Linked DNA regions of Mus musculus: region 1 is linked to region 2. Evidence: chromatin loops called from intact Hi-C (ENCODE). Cell type or tissue: heart. All regions are shown on one strand. Links, peaks and the distances in the headings refer to the core of each region. The heading gives the core; the rest is flanking DNA. Region 1 holds the start of Wdtc1 (WD and tetratricopeptide repeats 1). Region 2 holds the start of Tmem222 (transmembrane protein 222).

Region 1 (10,212 bases), core at 1,118-9,117, 62 kb before region 2:
CAGGACAGCCAGGGCTACACAGAGAAACCCTGTCTCAAAAAACAAAAAAAAATTTTTAAAATCATTTTATTCATTTATATTTCAGATGATATCCCCTTCCCAGCTACCCATCTACTAGCCACCATCCCATCCCCCTTTATTGATCTTTATTATGCACTAAGTATTTTTACATATATTATTTCTAATTGTCCTAAGATGGGTATTTCCCCTCCCCCTTCTTTTATGACAGAGATTATCTGTGTAGCTCTGGCTATCCTAGGATTTACTCTGTAGACCAGGCTGGCCTCAAACTCAGATCTGCTTGCCTCTGCCTCCCAGGTGCTAGGATTAATGGTGTATGCCACAATGCCCAGCCTAGAGATGGGTTTGGGAATTTTTATTTTTGTTGTGCAACCTGAGGTTCACAAAATTAGCTTCCTCTGAACTGTTTTGGACCCTGGAAGCAGGGACTTTGGAGGTCTTTCTGAACTGATCCAAGATTATTAAGGAAGTTCATGACTTTCTACTTGCTGACACTTTCAGTAGAAAAACAATCAACCTAGGAGCCTAAGAAAGGAGGAATCCATCAAGGCACAGGCAAGACTTAAGACAGAAAACTTTTGGATATTTTTGAAATGAAAGTTGTGGCTCTACTACTCAGCACTGCCACAAAGCCCTGGTTTTATGGGTTCAAAAAGTAAGAGGTCAAGAAACATCTTAGAACATTTTCTAGAATTACCACTAAAGTATTGCCCACATTTTGTGTGGGGAAAGTGTGTGTGTGTGTGTGTGTGTGTGTGTGTTGGGGGGATTGGGGTGAGGGGCGAATCTGATTGCTTCTGTTCTCCTTGTCCTAGAGGAGAGGCAGTGTTCATAGTCAACCACTAGGTGGCACTGTGAAAGGCGGGCACACTAATTAGGATAGTAGAACCTATCAATTAATTAGAAGGGATTTCAGATCACGAAATGTAAACTCTGTTTTTTTTTGCGTTTTGCTTCCTTTTGGGAGGGGGTTTCTTGAAATATGGTCTTGCTCTGAAAACTCATAGCAATTTCCCTGCCTCAGGCCCCTAAATGATATGATTGCTAATATGTGCCTCCGTACCTGGGTTAAGACTCCTTGTTTTATAGAAGAGACATGAGGTCTGGAGAAGTAATCTGCATCGCCCACTTTTGTGATTAGAGCAATCCTAGGAACTCAGATTGTTCTCAGTGTGGTATATCTACCCATCAATGTCCATTACAGGACATACACAAATTCCTTCACCATCCACTCATCATGGTGTAAGTTTGTTGAAGTCACTGGCATCTTTGAAAGCCTCAGACTTCGTTCACAGAATAAAGGATTGGGCTGTATATTTGAGATGTCAAGAAGGTCATGGTAGGGCTAAGGGCTATCCTAATTTAAATTAAAGTTATTTGTAATTTAAAATTCTGTTCTTAGCCCCATTTCCATAGCTCAGCAGACAGTTGTGGGCAGTAACTACTACCCAGCAAAAGTGCAGGACATTTCCAGTATCGAGGGGTTGGTTGTATCCGCATTGAATGGTATTTAAGGTGCTTCTAGCATTATCCTGTGTGCTCCTGGGTGCCAAGAGATGGGGGGATGGGGAGGTGTGGATGTTAAATGCATGTGGCTTTCTATCTCTCAACCTGAATTCCTTTCTGAGATAGGGTCTCGCATATTTAAGGCTGACCTTGAATCTGCTCTGTAGGCAAGCATGACTTCAAGCTTTGGTCTTTGTTCCTTTACCTCCTAAGTGCTGGGATTACAGATGTACACCAGCCTCTTTCTCTATGCTCAGGCCCCCCAGCTTCCTCTAACAGCACCCTTTATATCCCTGTATTAAATTAAGAGTCTACATCTGTGATTGTCTGGGTTGATCCTCCTGACGTGTCCTGTGTTCCCACCCCTATTCCCCAGCTGGACTTGGGCTTGCTCAGCACTAGCACTGAGCCACATCTGCCCCACATCTCCCTGGGTTTGTGCAGATGTTAGAGTTGGAGAGCTACAGGTTAGGGGAACAGCACAGTCTCTCCTTTACTTGGATGAAGCGTAGCCCAGGTTGTGCTGACGGTGGCTCTCAGTGCTGCAGCTTCCTTCAGTTAGTGCCAATCATCAGGACTTAATGGCAGCACTGGATAAGTGGCAGGTGACCATCAGGTTAGCAAGCTAGTACTGATACTTCATGTTTTGAGAACAGAAGTAGAAAACGTGGCATGCCGTGAAGGATGAGAACAGTGTACTGACCTGAGAAATGGACTCAGTTACAGCTTGCATGTATATTCTAATTCCAGTCTTGTAGCATGGGTTTCCTCCTCTGTAAGATAGCTTTCAAGAAGTAACCTGAGTTTGAACCCCAGAACCATGTTGAGGTAGGACAGAACTGACTTTAAAAGTTGTCTTCTGGTCCCCGAAGGTACACCATGCCATTGCCATGAGCCCCCCCAACCCCCCATCACACACACGCACACGCACACACACACACACACACACACACACACACACACACACACACACACACACACACACACACCTACATGCAAGCCAGTAAGCAAAGCAAGCAAGAAAGAATGGAGGGTTGTTAATAGGAGAATCTTCAATTTCAGGTTGACGTCTGTGGCGTTTGTCCTGGAGTCTTATAAGATGAAAGCAATCCAGCAGCTATCTCTGCGGAGGCAGCCGTCAGTTGGGGCATCCTTTGATGGTCTTGGGGAGGGAAAAAAACAGCTATATTCACTACCATAAACTATATTTGAAAATGCTCTGTCCCCCAGAAAATCAGAGATTGTTGGAATTGGTCCTTTGCTTACACCTCCCTTAATTGGGTCCAGAGTGTCATAGAAACACAAGTGTTCCTACTACTGGACAGAAGACTTCCACTAATCTCAAGGGTTCCCAAAGTCGCCCAGCTCTGCTGGAGTGGCTTTCTTCTGTTAATCTGAGTACACTCCTGGCTGGAAGATATGTCAAATTCTGAACTGAACATTTTTTTCTCTGTGGTCTTGTGAATCAAAGCTTGGGTCTTGCACGTTAGGCAAGTGCCTTGCCAATCAGCTGTATCTTACCTTCTCTGTTTTTTTTTTTTCCTATGGAAATGAGTGACTTAGTTAGGGTTTCTATTGCTGTGATAAAACACTATGACCAAAAGCAACATGAGGAGGAAAGCTAACGTGTCCTGATCATAGAACATCGTGAAAGGAAGTCAGGGCAGGAACTCAAGGCAGAAACTGACGAAGAGTCCAAAGGAGGGCTACATTCTGCCTTGCCCCTCAGGGCTTGCTCAGCCTGTTTTGTTTTACAACTCAGGACCACCTGCCCATGGGTAGCACTACCCACAATATGCTGGGCCATCCTGGGTCTTCTCAAACCAATTATTAATCAAGAAAATGTCTCCCAGGACAAGCTGATGGGAGCTTCCTTGTATGAAGGTGACAAAATACTGGTCAGCACAGAGTAAGGAAAATATGTATCCTTTCTAATGTAAGTCTAATAAATTAGTGTTTGTCAATGTATATATGCATACATACATACAAATACTATATAAGTTACCAAGCTTGAGTGCTCCAGTGAACACCAGCCAGAAAATAAGCAAGTGACTGTGGATATTATTACTTCTGGTCATCCCTTGCCAGCAAACATTCATTCTGAATGCAGATATATACTGTCGCAGAAACACAATCCACCCCTCTTTCTTGTCATTTCTGCAACCTTGTCACCTAGAACAATTCCCAATTAAAATAATGTGGAGGGCTGGAGAGATGGTTCAGAGACTAAGAGCCCTGGTTGTTCTTCCAGACGTCCTGAGTTCAATTCCCAGCAACTCTATGGCGACTCATAACTATCTGTAATGGAATCTGATGCCATTTCCTAACATGCAGGTGTAAAGGAAGATGACACTTATACACATAAATCAATGGTTTTTTTTTTAAATAACGACTAGTAATGGATTAGACATATCTAAGTTTTGATGCTGACCTCTACTGTTTGCTGCCTGATTGTGGGAGTGTTGTTTTACCCACTGGAAACACTTGTCTTGAGAAAGATGCAGGATAAATATTAGCTACCTTGTAGCTTTATTGACCCAGTCACCCTAACAAAGACTGTAGGCCTAAAGCTAGGACCTGTGGATACATGATGTCAAGACCTTCAAGTCTTAATATCTGTGGAGTTTTTGTTTTTTTGAGACAGAGTTTCACCGTGTAGCTCCAGCTAGGCTGGAACTCGCTACTAGCCTCAGTTAATACAGGACCACTCACATCTACCCCCACATACTGGAGGTATGTGCCCAGCTGAGTATTCTGTCTCTCCGTGTCTCTGTCTCTGTCTCTGTCTCTCCATACAGCTAAGCAGGAAAGGTCAGGAGGCATGCCCCACAACCTTTCTAGAAGATGAAGACTGACCTGAATTCACAAGAGAAAGAAATCACAAGTGGTCCGAACAGAAATGAGCAAAGACCAGACACTTATGGGAAGAGAAACTTAGGACCAGCACTCTTTTAAAGATTTGTTTATTTTTATGTATATGAGTACACTGTAGCTGTACAGATGGTTATGAACCCTCATGTAGTTGCTGGGAATTGAATTTAGGACCTTAGCTCACTCCAGTCAGCCCTGCTAGCTCCAGCCCAAAGATTCATTTATTATAAATAAGTACAATGTAACTGTCTTAGAGGCACCAGAAGAGGGCATCATATCTCATTATGGATGGTTATGAGCCACCAAGTGGTTGCTGGGATTTGAACTGAGGACCTTCGGAAGAGCAGTCAGTGCTCTTAACCGCTGAGCCATCTCTCCAACCCTGGACCAGCACTCTTAAGTGCTAAATGTTTGTACTTAGTCTCCAGCACTGCCTGGTTTCATTCCTTGTTTTCTAACCAGTTGTGTGACCCTGGGCTAGCATCTTTTTAACTACTTTATGCTTGTTTCTTCTTTTTAAAAACATAGGAACAATTGTATCTATCAAAGAGAGCATGCCCAATACAGTGAAAATAAAAGTGTTATTACTTAGACGTTGGCATACTGTGTATCTGCCACTCTAAGAGAAGAGAAATGTAAGGTGATTGCTTTTGAGTTGAAGCTCCTGGTCTCTCTCCCTTAAGTTATCTTTACTGCCACCTTTGTCACCTTGGAACTCCCTTAGAGAGGAGGGTGTCTCCGTTCTGACTTGGAGCTTGAAAGTCAGAAGAGCAATTACTTGGCTAGTATTAGATAGACCTTGTCTGCCATCGATCTGGGTTCCTAGAGCTCCCAGGTCACTCAACATAGGACCTTTTCCTTCCAGCACCTGAAGATTCGAGCATGGAACCTGTAACTTCAGCAGCCCCCTAGAGCAAGGAGCAGGCTGAGGCTTTGCTCTGGGAGGACTCAGGGTCTTAGCCTTAGGTGTCCCCTAATTTACAGCATCAAAAGCAATTTTGATGAGCTCTTAGCCCTTGGAGGGTCTGTACTGGACCTGGGAGAACATGTGGAATTGGGACTCAGAAAAGGTGTAGTGGGATGGGAGGTGCGTCCAGGTAACTAATGGTAACCGGGCGGGGCAAGTCCACGCCGCAGGACCTCTGCGATGGCGAAAAACTACGACTCCCATGATACTCCAGAGCTGAGCCCCGCTTTTCCGCCCGCCCACTGGCTGCCGTTCCCGCGAGCGGTGAAGCCGATTGGCCCCGGCGAAGTGGGGGGCTCCCCCGCTAGCAGGTTAGTGGGCGCCACCGGCAGCAGACGTTGACCGGGCGCGCGATGGAGGGGGGGTGAGGGTGGCAGAGAGGACTAGGGCCCGCGCTCACTATTCAGGAAACTGCCGAGCGCCATCGCCGTAGCGTAGCCGCGGACCGTGAGACGCGGGGCCGGCGCGGAGACTGCGTGGCGCAGGCGCAGTGCGGGACTTCTCCTGGGTCCCCAGACAGCTGGAGGAGATAAACAGAGGAGGAGGGAGGGGAGTGCGTGTGTGAGAGCGCGCGAGGGAGTGTGAGTGTGTGTGAGCGCGGGTGTGAGGCGGTGCGCAGGGGCGGGCGGAGGCGCTGTCCGGCCCCGGCCAGGCGCCGGGCGGGGAGCATGGGAAGAGGCTAGAGCTGCCCGGGTCCCCAGCCCCCTTCCCGGGATCCGCACCCCTGCTCCCGGGAGAGGGGCCGGGCCCCCCCGGACCGACATGGGCTCCTGAAGTTGCTCCGCTGCTGGTCCTGGGAAGAGACCTGACAGGTACGGGTCGCCGCCGCCCCATCCCCGCCGCAGATGTCGAGTCGGGGACCGGCTCCCAGAGCCCCGGCTCCGGGGCCGTCCGCTCTGGGCCGGCTCCCTGCTTGGGGGCCTGAGCCCGATCGCCTCGGGACTCCGGGGTGTCCCGGGAAGGGGTCAGGCCTCGGCGGCGAGGAAGGGCAGAAAGGGCCGGGGAAGGGAGGCTAGAAGAGGACTGGCTGGGAGGTCGGGGGAGGGGGTGGGGGAAGGCTGTAGGAGTCCCGCAGGCTCCACCGGGGCAGAGGTAGAAGTCGTCCTATCACGGGACTTTTATTTATTTATTTTTTGCGGAGTTTTTGACATCTGATCTGGCGCCGATCGCACTCAGGAAGAAAGGGGCAGGTGGAAGTTTCAAGAGGTCAATGACCTGGTCTGCTCTTTCCGTGTCTCTCTGCCTCTCTTTCCCTCTCTTGCTCTCTGTTTCTGTCACCCCATACTCCTTTTCTTTCTTTCTCTCCTTCTCCTTCCTCTCTCTCTCTCTCTCTCTCTCTCTCTCTATAGAGAGAGAGAGAGAGAGAGAGAGAGAGAGAGAGAGAGAGAGAGAAAGAGAGTGAGTTTTCAGGCTTCTGGCAGTCGCAGATGCCTTCAGTGGCTCATCCTGGCACCAAACTGAACTTTGCCAAGGTGTTTGCATCATCGACTGTAGCGCTAAGTACAAAGGGTCTCTGCTTGGGAGTGGGCTATTAGTACCCACTTCAAAGGGTAAATAAGAATCGGTAGAGATAAACTGCAAACCCGCAGGATCTCTTTCTGAAAAGCTTTAGTGGAGCGTCCCGTCCCACGCCCCACCCCCCACCCCCCATCCCAAGCCCGGTGATTGGAGTTTCTTGGCGACTTATGGTTTGCTCTCCGCTGCAGGTGCATTACCAGGACTAATAAGAATTAAAAAAAAAAAAGTATGAGGGTTTACATGCGATTTATCTGAGCAGTACAGACGATTTATCTTAGCAGCTGAGTGTGACTAATTTCTTGTGAATGTCTCTGGTGTTCTTAAATCTCTTGAGGTAAATGTGTTGGTGGAGCAACTTGAAAGTTTTCTCAAGTTTGAGTTTAGAAGCTGAGTACTGTGACTGTAGCTTTTCCATTCCTTCCAAGGATGGGGTGGATGATCGGGATAAAGTGTCAGATAAGCATTTTTTTTTTCATGTGTGGGTTTTAAAACAAAGTTTCATGTAGCTCAGGCAGGCCTTGAAATCATCTTGTAATTCATGCTGGCTATAAACTATTTTCCTGCCTCCAAGTCCCAAGTACAGGGATTAAGTGGTATAATGCTATTTCCCTTGGCCCTAAAGTTGTTTTGTTTTGTTTTGTATTTTGGAGATAGGCTTTCTCTATGTAGCCCTGGCTGCCCTTGTATTCACTCTGTAGACCAGGCTGGCCTCAGACTCAGAGATCTGCCTGCCTCTGCCTCCTGAGTGCTGGGATTAAAGGCATGTGCCACCATACCTGGCTCCAGGTGTTCCTTTTTAAACAAAGCCTTCGGGATCTCTTTATGAGCCTACCTAGTGAGACCCAGTCTGAAAACCCAAGTATAAATAAATAAGTAAAGCCTGAATCGGTTTTGAAAAGAAAATCATTCTGAGGAACCTTCTGAGGCAAAGATGTTCCTGCCTCCTGGTCCCAAGTTCTCTCTACCTAGGGCACAGGTGTGCTCACTGCTCGCTGCTTAAGTTGTGAGTGGGCAGGCGATGCTCAGACAGTGAGTGAGCACCCTTGGACTAGTTCTGGTTTGAGTTCTGTATTTTCTTTTCTTGTAAGCCTTGTATCTTTAAGAATTAGGATTTTGCTGTTGAGTATAATACCCAAGTATTTTTTTTAATTTGTTTTTATTTTACGGGTGTTGAGCCTTTTGCCTGCATGTATGTATGTATGTACGCCACATGTGTGCGGTGCCCATGGAATCCAAAATAAGGTGACAGGTTTTCTGGAACTGAAGCTACAGATAGTTGTGAGCTGCCATGTGGGTACTAGGAATTGACCTCAGTCCTCTACAAGAGCAGCCAATGCTTTTAATCACTGGACCATATCTCCAGGTCCTCCAAATCTTCTAAAACAGACCAGGGATTAGTTAGCAGGGTTGACTCTGAGGCTAACAGTTGATTTCCTCATTGTTAAATTGTATTTCATTTTTCTCTTTTTTTTTTTTTTTTTTTTTTTTTGAGACAGGCTCATTGCAGTCCAGTCAAGGCTTGCCTGGAACTCCAGGCAGATCATCCTCCTGCCCCAGTCTCCTGAGCACTGGGATTATAGGTGTGAGTCAGCGTGTCTGGCATAAATAGTTGGGGGCCTTTTCTTTTAGTCTATTAAGTAATTTTTAAAATTATTTTTATTTTATATGCATTGGTGTTTTGCCTACGTGTATGTTGCTGTGAAGGCATTGGGATCCTGGAGTGACACACGATTGTGAGCTGCCATGTGGGTGCTGAGAATTGAACCCTGGTCCTCTCGAAGAGCAGCCACCTCTCCATTTCCCTAAAGAATGCTTTCAGTATAGATTTATAAAAAAATATTTATTTATTATTTATATGAGTACACTGTAGCTGTCTTCAGACACACCAGAAGATGTTTACATTACAGATGGTTGTGAGCTACCATGTGGTTGCTGGTAATTGAACTCAGGATCTCTGAAAGAGCAGTCAGTGCTCTTAACCCCTGAGCCATCTCTCCAGCCCCTCAATGTAGATTTTAAGCATGAACGTTAAGAGAAGGAAAGAAGTGCTTGGGAGAAACATGCCTCAGAGTGGATGGAGGCTTCTCTGAGAAAGTTGCCTCTCTTCTGTTCTTGTTTATCTTGGTTTGGTTTTAGCAGCACTGGAGATTAAACCCAGGGCCTTGAACTTGCTAGGTAAGCTCTCTACACCACAGAGCTATATCGCCGGTTATTCGTTTTTGTACTTAGGCTTCTTTTTTAAATTTAAAAGTGAAATATATTACTCTGTGTAAGAGTACATGCACGCAGCATGTCTGCCGCGCACATATATGCAAGTACTGGTATATATGTGTGTATGTCCAATTGCATCTGTGAGATGATTTTTCACTGTTCTTCACTGTGGGCTCTGGGGACTGAGCTTGGTCTCTTAGGCTTGAGCTCACTGAGCCACATGGCTGGCCCTTTATAAGTTTTTGAGATAGGCTGCCCATAAGTTGCCCATGCTCAACTTCCATAGTCCGTGCAGGCCTTGAACCTGTGGTCTCTTAGCCTCAGTTTCGTGAGCAACACTGAAGTTGGAGGCCTGCTTCTTGGCCTTAGCAGAGTTGCTGTATTTCGTTGGTACACTGGAGACAGCAGTGGCTGTGTGCTACATGTACACTTTTGCATCTGAGACAGCCCTGGACAAGTGTAATCTAGTGATACTTGGCTCTTCTTTGGGTCAGTGGTTTAATGCCTTATCCTTTTTCTTCTTTCATTCTTACCCTCACAGAGTCTCCATACATCTTTGAGCTGCTGCTGTAGATGGCTAGACCCACAGAACTGGTGAACTGTGCTTTCTTCTTAGCTGTTGTGTATTAAGAAAATCGCCACCAGAAACCTATCAGTACCCTTATTGTTACGAGGTCACAATTTGGGTGATATAAGAAACTTACTGAAGCAGGTGGCACACGCCTTAATCCCAGCACTCAGGAAACAGAGGCAGGCAGATCTCTGAGTTCCAAGACCAGCCTGGTCTACAGAGTGAGTTCTAGAACAGCCAGGGCTACACACAGAAACACTGTCTTAAAGAAAGAAAAGGGGCTGGAGAGATGGCTCAATAATTAAGAGCACTGACTGCTCTTCCAGAGGTCCTGCGTTCAATTCCCAGCAACCACATGGTGGCTCACAACCATCTGTAATGTGATCTGACGCCCTCTTCTGGTGTGTCTGAAGACAGCTGCAGTGTATTCATCCTGTATATAAAATAAAGAAATAAAATCTTTTAGAAAAAGAAAGAGAGGAAGGAAGGAAGGAAAGAAGGAAGGAAGGAAGGAAGGAAGGAAGGAAGGAAGGAAGGAAGGAAGGAA
Region 2 (10,212 bases), core at 1,174-9,173:
AGAAGGAGAGGTGAGAGGGAGAAAGAAAGGCATCCAGTCTCCAGGAGGCAAGGTGTGATGATGGAGCTGAACAGGAAGACTGAAAAATCCACAAAATCAAAGACACTGCCCCCTGGTGTACCACACCATGGATGTGGTCCAGGAGACCCTCCAACCAGCAGCCACGGCAGTCCCCGGCTCTGTCCCATGTCACCTTTGCAGGTTTACTGTCTGAGATGCAGCTTCCCCAGAAAGGAGACCATATATGGTCAACAAATAGCTCCTGGGGCAGTCCTTGAACAAGCCCTCTCACCCAGCTGACTTTAGGGACCAGTAGATCCAGTCAGTCCCTCTCTCAAGGAGTTTACAAGCTCCAGGGGGAGACAGCCCGGTAAACAGCTAATGCTAATGCAAGTACACATGAATATTCAATAGGTGGAAACAGCCTTCGTGCTCTGGAAGCACCAAGGAAGCATTAGGCTGGAACCTTGAACGTGGTGCAGGACAGGGAGGCAAAGGGTATTCCTGATTGGAATGACATAAGCAAGGACAGGAGGTATAAGGTACGGGGAGGCCAGTGCCATAAAATCACAAGGACACAGAGGTGAGTCTGGAAAGGAAATTTGGGATCAGCCCAGGGAGAACTTTGGATGCCAGAGTGACTGAAATGCCCAAGGGAGGAGGCTTGTGAGCCCTGGGGAGTCCTACATGGAGTCAGCTGAGGAGACTCGCACTGGGAGAGGGAGCGCCCTAGGCTTAGTCTTCTAACAAGCAGCATCTTAGCCTCTAAGGTTTACCAGCCTGACAGTTTCCACTCTGCCATCCCACCCACCCCTCCCCCAGGCAGCCCCATAAATGGATCCAGATGGTCATTCCTATTTTCGGTAGTGTATGTGTTGGGGGAGGGGTGGCTCTGAACCCCACCAATCCTCAAACAAACTCTCTGTGTAAGAGGAGCTTCTTCCAGGCCCCGCTGTGATCCTCTGAGCCTGGGAGGCAGAGATAGTCTTTGATGGAGATTATCCATCTGGTTTGGGGGGGGGGGGCAAGGGAGACAGGCAGAGGAGGAAAGGACACAGGCCAGGGAGCCCTGGGTGAGAACTGAGGTGATGTGTACGAGAGGAGGGGCCCTGTGAGGGGGTGGTAGTGGAAGCCAAGCCTGGGAGACAAGCCCTCACAGGAGTCAGTGATGGCGCTGGCTTCTCTCTCCAGCTACACGACCTTCGTGTCCTGGCTTCTGTAGCTACTGAAGGCAAAGCACGGATAATGCATGCTGTAAGAAGCAAGCTAGGGTTCTACTAAAGCACTGTGCCCAACAGCCTTTAGGAACCCCTTAAAAGGGCTAGGAGCACAAGGAAGGAAGTAGCAAATGATAAGCTAGGTCCCTTTGCTCAGACAATCTGTTACCAAAATATTATGCCAAGCCTGTAAGTATTTGTTATACGAATCTGGTTTAGTGAACATTAGTTTAAAAACACTATGCACTATACTAGCTAGGCACTCGGTTTACAGAAATGGAAGACAACCGTTCCTGTAATGGGTTCCCAGTTGGTCGAGGAAACAATATATTATTCTAAGTGCACTCTGATAAAAAGGGGTGTTCAAGAAGAGATTGACAGGGACTTTCTAATTCAGACTGGAAGCCAAAAATTGGCTGGCGGAGGAAATGACATCGCATCTAAGTCTGGAGGAATAAGTGGAAGTTAGTTTAAGTGGGTAGCGGAGTATAGTAAAGGCAGGGATGGTCTTTTCAAAGACCAAACAACTTTGTTTGGAGCCAGTTTTTGAGGCTTCTATCCATCGCCATGCAGGAGCTACCAGAGAAAGTCGACCCAGCTGAGAGCCCAGAAACTCTTCAGACAAAAGATGAAGAGGACTCATCTGATGATACAGATGTCCTACAACCAGAAACACTGGTAAAGGTCATGATAAAACTAACCCTGAACCGCAGTGCCAAGCGGTCAGAATATCATCTGCACAGCCTATGTCTCTGGACGGTGGATTGTGAGTGTCCCTGTGGAGAAAAATAGTGAAAAAAAAATCTTGAGGGAAGTTCAAAGTGCCTTTCCCAAGAGAAGGGTCTGCACACTGTTGTCCGTGCTGAAAGATCCTACAGCAAGGGTGAGAAGATTTGTTTGGATTGAGCAGAGACCCAAAAAGGCTTGAGGGAAATGGATTTAAAGGGGACAGTGAGCCATTCAGATGCCTGCCGTTATCAAAGATGGGATCCTTCTGAGGATGCTAACATCGGGAAGAATTAGGGGAGTCAGTTTAAATTGTACACTTTCCTTGCTATCGATGATGTGAAAGCTGTTGTTTGTCTTTTTTTTTTTTTTTTTTTTTTTTTTTTTTTTTTTTTTTTTGGTTTTCTGAGACAGGGTTTCTCTGTATAGCCCTGGCTGTCCTGGAACTCACTCTGTAGACCAGGTTGGCTTCGAATTCAGAAATCTGCCTGCCTCTGCCTCCTGAGTGCTGGGATTAAAGGCATGTGTCACCAAGCCCAGCTTGTTTGTTTGTTTGTTTGTTTTTTTGTATTATATGTGAGTACATTGTAGCTGTCTTCAGACACTCCAGAAGAGGGTGTCAGATATTGTTACGGATGGTTGTGAGCCACCATGTGGTTGCTGGGATTTGAACTCAGGACCTTCAGAAGTGCAGTCAGTGCTCTTAACCACTGAGCCATCTCACCAGCCCTTGTTTGTTTTTTAAGATTGAACTTTTCCTGGTGCTGGGAAATCTTAAAAATAAATAAATAAATAAAGGCAGGGATGGGGTGTGTGACATACTCCTCAGTATGAAGGGATAACACTTGTGGAAGGAGCTGATCAGATGCTAGGGTATCCGTAGTATAGTGAAGAAGTAAGAAGCTACAGAGCCTTGTAAGTGAAAGCATGGTATATATTTGTATCTTACACTAAGTGCCAAGGGAAGCCACTGCAGTCTCTCTGATTAAATGCATTTTGCTAAATCTGCCAACTTCGTGGCAGACCCCCTGAGACTTATTTTGGTTGTGTGCTCATCCATACATACAATCAATGATTAAAAGGCATACAAGTTGCCAGTGTTGGTAAAAGAATATCAAAGATGGGGCTGGAAAGGTGGCTCAATTAAGAGCACTGACGGCTCTGCCAGAGGTCCTGAGTTCAAATCCCAGCAACCACATGTTCACAACCATCCGTAATGAGATCTGATGTTCTCTTCTGGTGTGTCTGAAGACAGCTACAGTGTACTTAGATATAATAATAAATAAACCTTTAAAAAAAAGAATATCATAGATGAACAGAAGAATTTAGACAATTACTGCAATTGGGTCAAGAACTAATGTGATTTACTCATCTGACAATTATTTAAAGGACCCTTAATCTATTCCGAATTGTCCTGGTGGCTGATTGCTGCCCTTCAGGGGTCATACTACATGGGGTCATTCATGAAAGAGGTACAAAAAATGCTCAAAGAATTTTGAGTGGACTAGAATTAGCTTCGGCTAGGATACTAGTGAGATGTTTAAAAGATATTTAAAGTCGAGAAACATTTAGAAAACATTCGCTAGGTGCATAGTTCTCAGAGGGTCTGCTCTGCTCTGCAGTAGTAGCAACTGCACTACCTGATGTATGATGTAGTCAAGACCTTTGGATTTTCCACAGTACAGATTTTTTTCTTTTTCTTTTTTTTTTTATTTATTACGTATTTTCCTCAATTACATTTCCAATGCTATCCCAAAAGTCCCCTATACCCTCCCCCCCAGATTTTTTTCTTTTTTAATGCATTTAAGTATCAGGATCGCCGGGTATGGTGGCCCACACCTTTAATCCCAGCACTTGGGAGGCATGGGAGGCAGAGGCAGGGCGAATTTCTGAGTTCGAGGCCAGCCTGGTCTACAGAGTGAGTTCCAGGACAGCCAGGGCTACACAGAAACTCTGTCTCGAAAAACCAACCAACCAACCAAAAACAAAAACAAACAAAAAAAAATTATCAGGACCGCAGGCTTTTGGCAAGTTACTATTAAAGGAGACTCATTTCATGGAAGCAAACCTTCTCAAAAGCATAGCTTTTGCCTTCCCTAAACATTTGTCCACACCTTCTGTTGGCTAATAGTCTTAGGTGATGAGGAATTGAATCTAGCTGTACTAAGCCATAGCTTCTAGCCAGAATGAAGTGCTTAGCCCCTATCTGACAGGTCTGCTTCACCTGCAGAAACAATATGCCTGAGTATGGAAAACAACCCCCACTCTGGTCCCAGTCAAACCATACACACACACACACACACACACAAAGAGGAGCTGTAACATATATATATCTCCTCCAGCCCGCTGTTCCAATAAAACAGTCTCAGTCTCAGCCTGTTGAAACAATCTGTTTGCCTTTCTGCCTCATTTTTCTTACACCTTCCTATAGCCTGGTTCCCTTCTTGTCTTCCAAACCCATCCCACCCACTCCTCACCGCATAACATTCCACTTCCATGTCTCTCTGATTATCCCTCTGAAAAATCAAAAGATTCCAAGACTGGAGCCTGGCCACTTTGTGTTCTTGAGTGTGATCTTAGACAAGTGCTAACTGCCGAGTTTTCTATAAAGCAAAAAAGGACCTGGCTTAGTGATGTACCCTTTTAAATCCCAGCACTTGGGAGGCAGAGTTAAGAGTTCAATGTCAGCCTGGTCTACATAGTGACAGACAGGGCTACATAGTGAGACCCTGTTTCAAAACAAAAACAAACATGTGCCCCAAAACACGAACAATAAAGAGATTTAGATAAGTCTTGGATGATATTCTCTACTGCACATAGTGACCTCAAGTTTCCTGTCTTGGCACTTCTGCATCCGTGCTCTCCCCAGGCCCAAGGCTGCTCCCTCCCATACACACCAAGTGTACGTGTCTCCCATACACACCAAGATTTTAGTTTGACCTCCCTTTTTACACCATCACGTAACAGACTATTATGTAACTCATGCCACAGACTAAAAAGGACAAAGGAAATCTACAAAGACTTGCGTTTGAATCGTTGCTCACTTCATTTCTAAGAGCCTTTGTCTCTGATTTGTTTTCTGGGGGAAACAACTAAATTTGCACGTCTAATCAGTTTATAGACAGTAGTACCAATGAATATCACATGCTTGGCACCTAAGAAGTGATCAATAAAGAGTGCCTGCACCACGTGCCGGCATGCGGAACCGCGGTTGGTTGTGGGTTCCCGGGGCTCGACTGAGAGCTTCCTGAGGTCCACGGAAATGCTCCGCTACAAACACGGGAAAGAGGCTAAACTAGCCGGGCCCAGAAGGACAAGGCTCCAATTCCCCGGGGGAAGATCGACCGAGAGGACACTCCGCCTCCCGGAAGTGATGACACAGGGGCGAGCGGCGGCGCGGTCGGCCTTCCCGAGCGGGACGCGCGCGGGATGGCGGAAGCGGAAGGGAGTTCTCCGCTTCTGTTACAGCCGCCGCCGCCCCCTCCTCGGATGGCGGAAGTAGAAACGCCGACGGGGGCCGAGACGGACATGAAGCAGTACCACGGGTCCGGTGGCGTTGTCATGGACGTGGAGCGGAGCCGCTTCCCCTACTGCGTGGTGTGGACACCCATCCCGGTGCTCACGTGAGTGTCTTCCGATGTCAGCGCGAAGTCGCCGAGGGCCCGAGCATCCTCCGGGGTGCCATGCTAGCTTTTTTTTCCCCAGACTTGCAGCAACCCGTACTCCGGGCCAGGCTAGCCCCCAGTCCCCTAGAGCTCTCGTCACCTATGAGGTGCGCGGTCCCCTTGGATGTGGGGCATAGTTCCGGCCCTGGTTCCCCCAGGTCTAACTGGAGAGGAGGAGAAGTGTAGATCAGCAGCAAAGATCTGGTCATTAGCACGCCCTTAAGCTGCAGGCGTACAGAAAAGACCCTTAATCATTGTCTGAAGAGGCATCGTCATTCATTCCCCGTTGGTTTTTGTTTTTGTTTTTTCACTCATTGAGCAAACGAGCGCGTACTTGTCGTCTGTTATGCACAAGACGTTTCGCCTTTAGAAACAGAACTGAGTGTTTGATCGAAGCCACACTGGTTCGTGGAATGTCAGCATTGGGAGGTCCGTGCTGGCGTTTTTCCCCCTACATCATTTGAGTTACAAAGCAGTCTCAGCGACCTAGGTATCTGCCTCCCAGTGGAAGAATGCAGCTTACAACCCTCCTACCTTAATCCTAACAGTCTGGACAGTTTACAAGCTTTATTTTCTGTAGTAGAAATCCCCTTCCCCCATGGGGAAGCTGAGTTCCTTTGTAACATCGTCTTGGTCCGTTGACTATCCCAGCAAGAAGATATTCAGAAGCCAGTTAGTTCACTGACTATATATAACTCATCTTTCAGCTGTGGCATCCTACCTCTCACCTGAGGAGGTACTCTTTTCTTTCCTTCTATCAAAATCAGCTACCAGGCACGGGGATCCATACTTTTAACCATAGCACTTGGAGGCAGAGGCAAGCAGATGTCTGTGAGTTGGAGGGCAGCCTGAATTATATGGTAGGAGTTCCAGGCCAGCCAGGCATGTATAGTGAGCCCCAATCTCAAACAAACAAACAAACAGAGCCAAGTTGTGTGGAGAAGGAATATTTTTAGTCTCAAATGTTTCTGATCTTCAAATCATTTTAATCTTTCGATTTTGTATTTATTTATTTTATTGGTTTTGACTGAGACATGAGCTTGATATGTAGCCCTGGCTGGTCTGGTATTTATTTCGTAGCCCAACCTGACTTTGAACCCCTGTTCCCCCTGCCTTCTGTGTTCTGGGACTACAGGTGTATGCCATTTCATCTATCAAATGACCCTAATTTTTAAAGTATGTAAAGCTACTTGGGCCAGGGTGGATGGCTCAGTCAGTAAAAGTGCTTTCTGTGAATAACCTGAGTTTGGATCCTTGTTAACCATGTAAAAAAACCTTCATGCAGCAGTGCATTGCCTGAAGTCCCAGAGCTGAGGAAGTGGAGGTGAGAGCATCTCTGAGGCTTGCTGGCTACCTACTCCTGTCAAGTCAATGAGAGATACTGTCTCAAAATGTAGAGGGCAGGGGTGGTCCACACCTCTATTCCCAGTTCTCAGCAGGCAAAGCCAGAATGGGGGTCTGTGACGGTGTTGAGGTCTGTGACGGTGTTGAGGCCATTGTAAGCTGCAGAGGAAGGGCCAACCTAGGGTTCCAGAGTTAGACACTGGATCCAATTCATTAAAATTTCCTCTTAACACGTTTGCTGACTGACTCCTTGTGGTCTGTAGTAGCAGGTGTAAAGCCTAGCTGTCCGGTGTGCCGCGGCAGGGTGTGCCGCTTGTTTCCAGGTGTTGATGGGAGCCGTAGAGGGTAAATAAGTAACTGACGGACAGGAGAACTCCAGATGTGGAGGAGAGCTGTGAAGAGAATGGGCTGTCACTGTGAAAGCGGCTGGGTACTCAGGTGGCCGTGTGGTTTGTGTGGAATCCAATCATGTTGGCCATGTTGGCTTTTTCCTCATTTCTTCTTAAAGATTACCTTGTGTGTGTAGGAGCGCTGTGGCCGGCAGAGGACATCATTCAGGAGTCAGTTGTCCCCTGCTGTGTGTGAGTCAAGTTCAGGTCTTCAGACTTGGCAACAGGTGCCTTTATATACTGAACAATTTGCAGCCCCTCATTTTCAGGAATATTGTTTCTCTGTTGAGAAATGGAAGCAACAAGAGGTAAAGAGACACGGTTCCCCATTTCTAGGCTAGAAGTAGCTGGTGTCTCAGTTCTCTTCAGATCTGTGTCCACAAGACCAACATGAGTAAGACTGTTCCTGACAGAGGACTCGCCCCTTAGCAGAAGGGACAGGGCAAATTAACTTTTGTAATGCCATAGTTATGTGATGTTGCTAAAGGTGTGTGCAGATGTAGGGGCAGAGGAGGTAACTCTCATGTCTATGACAGGGAGATCAGAGGTGGAAACTGAGTCCATGACCTATCCACCTCTTAGTGATAGCTACTGCTGCTAATAATAAAAACAGCTAAACATTTCTTGCACACTGTCATGCAGTCCTTACATCAACCTGTCTCAATATCTGAAAGCAGATATTGAGGCATGAAACTCCAGCATGAGCAACTAATACATTCACTAAAGCTTTACTTTTAGGTCAGAAGAGACAGCAGTTAGCCTAGCTTGGGAGCTTGTCTTTGGGGAGCTGACAAGCTGCATCGAGAGGTTAGTGTTGTCTCTCCAACCTTCATCCCCAGTTCCATTTGCCATCAGCAGCCGAGATGTAGACAGTACTGCTCATGGCGGAGGGAGGAGTCTGGATCAGGAAGAGCTGACTGGGTTCTGAGGAGCCAGAGGAGTTGTTTCCCACAGTTCTTGGTGTCCGTCCTATGTTCACTGTGGGTCCTCAGCTGCTTACCCTCTGCCAGTCAGGTAGCGACTGTTCACCAAGCACCTCAGCATCACTGAGCACCACGCATGTGAGCAGTGTTGTTCTACATAGACTGTGAGCAGTAGCCCCTCCGCAAAGTACTTGTTGCTCTGCAGAAAGGTGGAAATGAAAAAACTGCTCTAGCCTGCTCAGACTTCATCTGAAACAAGCACAACCCGACTGTACTCTCTTTTTTTTTTTCTGTTGGTTTTGAGACAGGGTCTCTCTATATAGTCCTGGCTGCTCCGGAACTCACTATGTAGACCAGGCTGGCCTTGAACTCAGAGAGATCCACCTCCCTCTGCTGACTTCTCATATAGAGCAACCTAATGTGTGTTGGGGACAATGTGACTTTCCAGCATTCCAGTTAAATGGGCGTGCACAGTGCTTGCCTCACAAACATGAGGATCTGAGTTCAAGTCCCCAGAACTCAGCAGAGGCGGGCATGGGAGTGGTCCTGTCATCCCAGGAGACTCCCCAAAAGTTCATAGGCAGCTACCTGGAGTAGACAGCAATGAGATCCTGTCACAAGGCAGAAGGCAAAGCAGCACCCGAGGTTGTCTGTCTTTATACTCCACACACTTCAGGGCCCGGGGCGCATGCACACACACACACACACACACACACACACACACACACACACACCGGCGGGATGTAAGGATCAGGTTAGAGAGAACCGTGTATCCGTACCTCGGCTCTCAGTTCTCTGGGTGGAGAGATTCAGCACCCTCTCTTGGCTCTTTTGAAATCAGCAGTTAATTGTCAGTTACAGTTACCTTACTATGATGTAGAATATTGAAACGTATTCCTTCTACCCAGCTACACCCCTCTACTCTTAAATATGGTGGATCATTTGTCCCTCGTTCTGCTGACAGATACATAGGGAGTTTGGAACTATGTGCCGAGACAAGCATCATCTTAGAAGCTATGGCAGTAAAGGGGACACAGTCTGTGTTCTCATGGAGTGTAAGGATTTAGTGAGGAGAAACGAGCAGTTGATGGGCTTTAGTGCATGGATATGATGAAGAGAATAAAGCAGGGTGATGGGTCTGGAGTTCCATCAATGGCTGCTTGTGTGTGAAGCTGGGATTGTGATGGGGGAGGTGGGGAGAGCTTGCAGGGATCTGACTCTTAAAGCTCTTAAAGTCCAGGAACAAGCTGGAGAGCTGGTTCAGTGGTTAAAAGCCCACACTGCTCTTGCAGAGGACCTAGATTCGGTTCTCAGCACAGCATCCTCTGGTTACAACTCCGAACTCCTGCTGCAGCGGATCAGATGCCTTCTTCTGGCCTCTGCAGGCGCCTGTACTCATGCCCCACACTGCACACACAGATACACAAGTATTTACATAAGTAAAGATTAATCTTGAAAAAAAGAAAATCTCTTCCTTTAGAGACAAGACAAACCTATGGCTATTGAACTGGGGCTGGCAAAATGGCTCAGCAGAGAATTACCTATGATTCTCTAGTCAGTTGGCTATTGAACTGCGGCTGGGACTGGAGCAGTAGCCTCCACACTGGCCTCCTCCTGCCTTCTTGACCACTGCCCCTCACTCTTTGGGCTGTGTACCAAGCACCTTACTTACCTCCTGAGCCATCTTACCAGCCCTACATATCCTGCCCTGCTGTTAAACTTCATGCTTGAAGGGTTACTTCCATATTTTTTTTAAAGATTTTATTTATTTTATGTATATGAGTACACACTTTAGTTGTACAGATGGTTGTGAGCCTTCATGTGATTGTTAGGAATTGAATTTAGGACCTCTGCTTGCTCTAGCCAACCCCACTTGCCAAAGATTTACTTATTAGAATAAGTTCACTGTAGCTGTCTTCAAACGCACCAGAAGAGAGTATCAGATCTC

Evidence for each region. Peaks named below come from ENCODE experiments on the same cell type or tissue, not always from the same donor. Only the 100,000 strongest peaks of a DNase experiment are listed, where the experiment ranks them.
Region 1: a loop joins it to region 2, with 5 times the contacts of the local background. A loop is called at or near these places in 2 of 42 quality-filtered maps.

The regions. Positions count from the first base shown.
Region 1 is chr4:133,334,961-133,345,172 of GRCm38, reverse strand. Wdtc1 (WD and tetratricopeptide repeats 1) reads left to right here and starts at 5,858. Exons shown (of 16, transcript NM_199306.4): 1 at 5,858-6,177. In heart, for the core only: a CTCF peak has its summit at 4,699 (motif pointing right); a DNase peak (open chromatin) is centred at 5,772; H3K4me3 peaks cover 2,174 bases; H3K27ac peaks cover 1,730 bases.
Region 2 is chr4:133,272,885-133,283,096 of GRCm38, reverse strand. It overlaps Tmem222 (transmembrane protein 222), which reads left to right and starts at 5,307. Exons shown (of 6, transcript NM_025667.3): 1 at 5,307-5,566. The coding sequence starts at 5,373. In heart, for the core only: no CTCF peak of the experiment used is centred there; a DNase peak (open chromatin) is centred at 5,256; H3K4me3 peaks cover 2,727 bases; H3K27ac peaks cover 3,164 bases.